Linked DNA regions of Homo sapiens: regions 1 and 3 are each linked to region 2. The links are chromatin loops, found by intact Hi-C in ENCODE. Cell type or tissue: mammary epithelial cell. All regions are shown on one strand.

The links. Peaks named below come from ENCODE experiments on the same cell type or tissue, not always from the same donor. Only the 100,000 strongest peaks of a DNase experiment are listed, where the experiment ranks them.
Region 1: a loop joins it to region 2, with 5 times the contacts of the local background. A loop is called at or near these places in 5 of 110 quality-filtered maps.
Region 3: a loop joins it to region 2, with 3 times the contacts of the local background. A loop is called at or near these places in 2 of 110 quality-filtered maps.

What each region holds. Positions count from the first base shown.
Region 1 is chr17:67,786,070-67,788,569 of GRCh38, forward strand. No RefSeq gene overlaps it. Among named protein-coding and RNA genes, the nearest start is that of BPTF, 38 kb to the right of the region's middle. In mammary epithelial cell, no CTCF peak of the experiment used is centred here; no DNase peak of the experiment used is centred here; H3K27me3 peaks cover 266 bases.
Region 2 is chr17:67,373,312-67,375,811 of GRCh38, forward strand. No RefSeq gene overlaps it. Among named protein-coding and RNA genes, the nearest start is that of PITPNC1, 2.7 kb to the right of the region's middle. RefSeq lists a silencer at 1,534-1,613. In mammary epithelial cell, a CTCF peak has its summit at 1,501 (motif pointing right); a DNase peak (open chromatin) is centred at 1,490; H3K27ac peaks cover 13 bases.
Region 3 is chr17:67,275,095-67,277,594 of GRCh38, forward strand. No RefSeq gene overlaps it. Among named protein-coding and RNA genes, the nearest start is that of HELZ, 31 kb to the left of the region's middle. In mammary epithelial cell, a CTCF peak has its summit at 1,179; no DNase peak of the experiment used is centred here.

The DNA.
Region 1 (2,500 bases), 410 kb after region 2:
CCATTAGGGCAGGGCTGCTAGCTGCTCTGGTACTGAAACCCCAGTTTAGCTAGGGGCTCTCAAAACAGACATATAAGAGCCATTCAATAAAAATAAATGTTTCTTGGCTGGGTGCAGAGACTCACGCCTGTAATATCAGCACTTTGAGAGGCCAAGATGGGCAGATCATGTGAGGCCAGGAGTTTGAGACCAGCCTGGCCAACATGGTGAAACCCTGTCTCTACTAAAAATCCAAAAATTAGCTGGGCGTGGTGGCGCATGCCTGTAATCTCAGCTACTCAGGAGACTGAGGCATGAGAATCGCTTGGACCCGGGGAGGCAGAGGTTGCAGTGAGCCAAGATGGCCCCACTGCACTCCAGCCTGGGCAACAGATCAAGACTCTGTCTCAATAAAAAAGAGAGAGAAGAAATGTTTCTCAAAAGAGGAATAACATAGCCATTCTAAAACAATACTGACTTGGAAGACTGGTGTGTGATTGAGACCTTAATTCTTGAAATAATATAGGGCCACATTGTTTTCATCCTTTTTAATTGATTGATTAATTAATTGTTTTTCTGAGACAGAGTGTCTGTCGCCAGGGCTAGAGTGCAGTGGCGCGATCTCAGCTCACTGCAACCTCCACCTGCTGGTTTCAAGCGATTCTCCTGCCTCAGTCTCCCGAGTAGCTGGGATTACAGGTGCCTGCCACTATGCCCAGCTAATTTTTTTGTATTTTTAGTAGAGACGGGGTTTCGCCATGTTGGCCAGGCTGGTCTCGAACTCCTGACCTCATGATTCACCTGCCTCAGCCTCCCAAAGTGCTGGGATTACAAATGTGAGCCACCATGCCTGCCGTTTTCACACCTTTCTTAAAGTGGCAGTAGCTTTCTTCATGTGAAGTTCTTTCTATTCAGAGGCTTTATATATAGGACAGATACTATTCTATATATAAAAAGTACAATTGCTTTTGCGCAAATTAAAAGAAAATGGTATATATACATAAACACATTTGTTGATATATGACAGGAAAGTTTCTGGAGGGATACATAAGCCATTGTTAGTTTTATTTTATACCTTTGTGTACTGTTTAAATTATTTTACCCTTAGTATGCCAGAAAAAGTCATCACTGTTGATCATCTGGGGCCAATAGAACCTTCAAATTTTAAAAATATTTCCTGTAAAGCAATTTACAATAGTAGGAATAAGGGATAGTGAAAAACAACTTTATTAGAAACTTTAACAAGAATGCTTTATCTCACTACTGGGTCAGTATATAAACATGGTGTTATTTTTCCTATGTTAAAACCTCTCTCTTGATCCATCCCACAAGCCCCTCCTATTTCTGCCCCCATTTCTCTGCTTTTATTTTTATTTATTTATTTATTTATTTTGTGAGAGGGGTTCTTGCTCTGTCACCCAGGCTGGAGTGCAGTGGTGTGATCATAGCTTGCTACAATCTCCATGTCCTCAGTTTAAGTGATCCTCCCACTTCAGCCTCCCAAATAGGTGGGACTACAAGTGCATGCCACCGCATGCTTGGGTAATTTAAAAAAAAAAAGTAGGCTGGGCACTCATCCCTGTAATCCCAGCACTTTGGGAGCCCAAGGCGGGCAGATCTCTTGAGTTCAGGAGTTCGAGAACAGGCTGGCCAACATGGTGAAACCCCACCTTTACTAAAAGTATAAAAATCAGCCAGGCATGGTGGGACACAACTGTAATCTCAGCTACTTGGGAGGCTGAGGCACGAGGCGGAGGTTGCAGTGAGCCCAGATTGCGCCACTGCACTCCAGCCTGGGCAACAGAGTGAGACTCCATCTAAAAAAAAAAAAAAAAATTATAGAGATAGGGTCTCACTATGTTTCCCAGGCTGGTCTGTTACTCCTGAACTCATGGGACCCTCCACCTTGTACTCTCAATCTCTGCTCCTCTTGAGAACAAAATCCCTTGAGAGAATTGTCAATACTCCCTCTTTCAATTTGTCTCCCTCATTCTCTCCTAAACCCCCTGTAATTAGGCTTTGTGTTCCCACCACTCTTCTGAAACTGCCCTTGTTCCAGTTGCCAAGGACTTTCATGTTGCTGATCCAATGGTCGTCTCAGTCTTTACTTGTCTTGAACTGTTGGTGGTATTTGACATGGTCGATCATTTTCTCCACCTATTTTCTTCATTTGGCTCCTCCAATTCTATTTCTTGCTAGTTTTCCTCCTACCTTGCTGGCCCCTCATTGTCAGTTTCTTTGGCTGGTTTCTCTTCATCTCCCAAACAGTGAATGTTGAAGAGTGCTGGGGTGTGGTCCTCGAACCTCTCCTCCATCTATAGTCACTTGCTTGTGATCTCATGCAGTTTCTTGGGTTTAAATATTATCTAGGTGGTAACTCTCAAACTTAATTTTCCAACCTGGATCATATCATCCCCACTGGATTCCAGGTTTGTATACCCAGCTGCCCTCTTGAACATCTTTTTTTTTTTTTTTTTTTTTTTTTTTTTTTTGAGATAAGGTCTGGCTCTGTCACTCAGGC
Region 2 (2,500 bases):
TGATATCATGCTGCTCCACAGAAGCCTGGGTGACAGAGTGAGACCCTGTCTCAAAAAAAAAAAAAAGAAAAAAAATGCAAGAATAACATTTGATTTTTAAAATGTTATAAAAAAGAGGCCATGTTGGCCGGGCACCGTGGGTCACGCCTGTAATCCCAGCACTCTGGGAGGCCGAGGCGGGTGGATCACCTGAGGTCAGGAGTTCGCGACCAGCTGGCCAACACGGTGAAACCCCGTCTCTACTAAAAATACAAATAATTAGCCGGGCGTGGTGGCGGATGCCTGTAATCCCAGCTACTTGGGAGGCTGAGGCAGGAGAATCGCATAAACCTGGGAGGCGTAGGTTGCAGTGAGCTGAGATCAAGCCATTGCACTCTAGCCTGGGTGACAGAGCAAGACTCCGGCTCAAAAAAAAAAAAACCAAAAAACAAAAAACAAAAAGAGGCCATGTCAAAAGCACATAGGAGCCAACCAGAAAGAGCTCCCAACAGCCAATGCTGGAACTGTCTGAGCAGCAAAATAAATAACATAATGTTGATTATAACTTGAAGTATAGAATAAATAAGCACAAATCCACACAGATATATATATATATATATATATATATATATATATATATATATTTGAATAAATATATATAGAGAAGGGACAAATCTTTTTTTTTTTTTTTTGAGATGGAGTCTTGTTCTGTCACCCAGGCTGGAGTGCAGTGGCATGATTTCGGCTCACTGCAACCTCCGCCTCCCAGATTCAAGCAATTCTCCTGCCTCAGCCTCCCAAGTAGCTGGGACTACAGGCGCGAGCCACCACGCCTAGCTACTTTTTGTATTTTTAGTAGAGACGGGGTTTCACCATATTGGCGAGGGTGGTCTCGAACTTCTGATCTCAAGTGATTCGCCCACTTCGGCCTCCCAAAGTGTTGGGATTACAGGCGTGAGCCACCATGCCCGGCCTTCATTTTTTAATCGTCAGAAATTCCTGTTAGTACACTTTTCTTTCAGAGGCTGTTTACAGAGGTGGGTCAAGACCTTATTAGTTTTTTCACACAGACATGGAGGATTAAAGAGATCATCAGAATGCCTCGAAGAGAATAGGTTGACAGTCTTCTTAGATTATCTTGGTGTGCCATACCCCCTCCTGCGTTTTGAGAACCCCTGCTTTCAGAGACTGTCACTTATCTGAGAACAGATGCTGTCACAGACATGCACAGCCTCATATTCTTTTCCTCTTTGTCTTATCATTCCTCTCTGGTAACTTTACTGTTTTGTTCCTCTTTTTGCCTTTTGTGTCCCACCCCCATTTAAAAAAATGTGATGATCAGCCACGGCAGATTGTACATTGTTAATGGAACATCATGACTGTCCATAATGATGATAGCAACAGCTTCAAGGCTCTTCGTAAGTAGATATTGCGACTTCATTGGTTGAGAAGAAACAAAGATACAATTCTTGCCAGACACTTGCTGAGGACAGGACTTAAAACCACAGTGCTTGGCCAGTAGATGGCGCGCCCCGCCCTCAGTGTGCATGACTTATGAATGAATATGCCCTCCCTATGCCCTGCACCAGCCCCTCCCGCCTCTGCTAGCCCCTCCAGCTCACTGCTATCAGAACCACTGTCTGAAGCGCAGATTGCCAAGGCCTGGCTTTAAAATGGTGTCATGGGGATTGAATTGGGGAGAGGGATTCTCTGTGAAGGCAACGGGTTGAACAGCAGAAGGGTTGAGCTAGAAAGGTGGCCGGGGAGGAGGGGCTTTTGCAGCCAACTGACTCGTCTCATTTGGCTGGAGTTGGGCTGGGAAGGGTAATGGACTAATGTGGGAAAGGTAGATCCAGAGCCTTGAACCTCCTACCAAAGCATTTTGACTTGCTCAGTAGGCCATAGAGAAGCCCTAAAAGGTTTTTATATATTTTTAAATTTTAGAGACAGGGTTTCAGCATGTTTCCCAGGCTGGTCTTGAACTCCTGGGCTCATGCGATCGGCCCACCTCCCCTCCCAAAGTGCTGGGATTACAGGGGTGAGCCACCGAGCCCAGCCAGGAATCACTAAAAGGTTTGAAGGTGGCAGGATGAGAGCTGTACTTGCACAAGATTAATATGACCAGGTTTGCGGATGCAATGAATGAAAAGAAAATGAGAATCCAATGGAGAAGTCACCTTACAACAGGAGGGGTGGGCTGGGCGCGGTGGCTCACACCTGTAATCCCAGCACTTTGGGAGGCCGAGGCCATCACCTGAGCTCAGGAGTTTGAGACCAGCCTGACCAACATGGTGAAACTCCATCTCTACTAAAAATACAAAATTAGCCAGGCGTGGTGGCCGGTGCCTGTAATCCCAGCTACTCCAGAGGCTGAGGCAGAAGACTTGCTTGAACCCGGGAGGTGGAGGTTGCAGTGAGCCGAGATCATGCCATTGCACTCCAGCCTGGGCAACAAGAGCGAAACTCCATCACAAACCAATAACAGCAACAAGACGGATGATGGAGGAAGCATATATGTGAC
Region 3 (2,500 bases), 98 kb before region 2:
GAGACAGAGTTTCACCATATTGGTCAGGCTGGTCTCGAACTCCTGACCTCAGGTGATCCACCCACCTTGGCCTCTCAAAGTGCTGGGATTACAGACATCAGCCACCACGCCCAGACTTATTTTATTTTATTTATGTATTTATTTGAGACAGGGTCTTGCTCTGTTGCCCAGGGTGGAGTGCAGTGGTGCACCTCGGCTCACTGCAACCTCCGCCTCCCAGGTTCAAGTGATTCTCCTGCCTCAGCCTCCAGAGTAACTGGGACTACAGGCGTGCTCCACCACACCAGGCTAAATTTTTATATTTTTAGTAGAGACGGGGTTTCACCATATTGGCCAGGTTGGTCTCCAACTCCTGACCTCGTGATCTGCCTGCCTGGGCCCCCCAAAGTGCTGGGATTACAGGTGTGAGCCACCGCACCCAGCCTTATTTTATTTTATTTATGTATTTATTTGAGACAGGGTTTCACTCTGTTACCCAGGCTGGAGTGCAGCGGTGCAATCATGGTTCACTGCAACCTCTAGCTTCCAAGCTCAAGTGATCCTCCCACCTCAGCCTCCTAAGTAGCTGGGACTGTAGGCATGTGCCACCACACCCAGCTAATTTTTTTTTTTTTGAGAGGGAGTCTTGCTCTGTTGCCCAGGCTGGAGTGCAGTGGCACAATCTCGGCTCATTGCAACCTCTGCCTCCCAGGTTCAAGCAATTCTCCTTCCTCAGCCTCCCAAACAGCTGGGATGACAAGGATGTGCCAACACGCCCAGCTAATTTCTGTATTTTTAGTAGAGACGGGGTTTCACCATGTTGGCCAGGCTGGTCTTGAACTCCTGACATCAGGTGATCTGCCCACCTCAGTCTCCGAAAGTGCTGAGATTACAGGCGTGTGCCAGTGCACCCAGCCAGACCCAGATAATTTTTGTATTATTTGTAGAGATGGAGTTTCTCTCTTTCTCTTTTTTTTTATTTTTACCTTTCACCTTTTTATTGGCCTCCTGCTCCTCAAAGTGTACCCTGTTTCTTCTGGCTTAATGTCTCAGAACTTTGGTGTCGTTGGTCTCACACACCTCTTTACCATCCACTATCTGGGGGGTGGTGGTCTTATGGATGGTTTGCATGGAGTTGCTGCTGTCCAGGGCATCACAAAGATTGAAGTCCTCGTCGTCGTCTAGCAGGTGGCGATAGGTGGCGATCTCAGCCTCCTGATTGACCTTGATGTTTAGCAAGGACCCGTTCTCCTGGTCCTGGCGCTGCCCCTCTGCCTGGGAGATGGAGTTTTACAATGTTGCCCAGGGTGATCTCGAAATCCTGATCTCAAGTGATCCACCTGCCTCAGCCTCCCAAAGTGTTGGGATTACAGGCGTGAGCCACCATGCCCAGCTGCACTTTTTTTTTTTTTTTTTTTTGAGATAGTTTCTCTCTTGTTGCCCAGGCTGGAGTGCAATGGCTCAATCTTGGTTCACTGCAGCCTCCATCTGCCCAGTTCAAGCGATTCTCCTGCCTCATCCTCCCAAGTAGCTGGAACTACAGGTGTGCGCCACCACGCCCAGCTAATTTTTGTATTTTTAGTAGAGACAGGTTTCACCATGTTGGCCAGGATGGTCTCGATCTCTTGACCTCGTGATCTGCCTGCCTTGGCCTCCCAAAGTGCTGGGATTACACGTGTGAGCCACCGCGCCTGGCCCCAGCTAATTTTTTGTATTTTTAGTAGAGACGGGGTTTTGCCATGTTGGCCAGGCTGGTCTCGAACTCCTGGCCTCAGGTGATCCACCCACCTTGGCCTCCCAAAGGGCTGGTATTACAGGCGTGAGCCACCACTCCCAGCCCCAGCCACCCATTTTAAATAATCGTGAAAGTTTTAGGGATTCGACTATCATATAAATTCTGTGCTTCGTTTTGTGCAGGGCCCTCCCAAAAGTTATTTCCTCTTTTGGAAAGGATGTCACTACTGGCCACAGTACCCCTGGTATTTAAGTCAATGATGTTGTCCACCCATCCCAGTCTGTCTTTGTAGTGTGCCAGTTGGGATGACTCCATAGCTACGCACAGGCATCTGGTTACTTCCTTATGTCTTCTAGTGTAGCCATGCCCAAGCATTTACATATTGAAATTTTGTATCTTATTTACCTTATTTTATTATAAATTAAATGCCATTTATTTCTCCTTTATATTAGGTCATTGTATTGTGGAGTTTCATTTTTGGAATTATGTGCATAAGTGGGTTATTTTCTATATTAATTTCTTTTTTTATCTTCAACTTTTAAGTTCTGGGGTGCATGTGCAGGATGTTTAGGTTTGTTACATAGGTAAACATGTGCTACGCTGGTTTGCTGCACAGATCATCCCATCGTCTGGGTATTAAGCCCAGCATCCATTAACTGTTCTTCCTGATGCTCTCCCTCCCCCCTCAACCTCCCCGCTCCCATGAATTTCATTTCAGGAGAACAGAGAGAGTATTACAAAATGTTTGGTTAAAAGGAGGGTAATGGGCACGATCCAGTTGAAAAT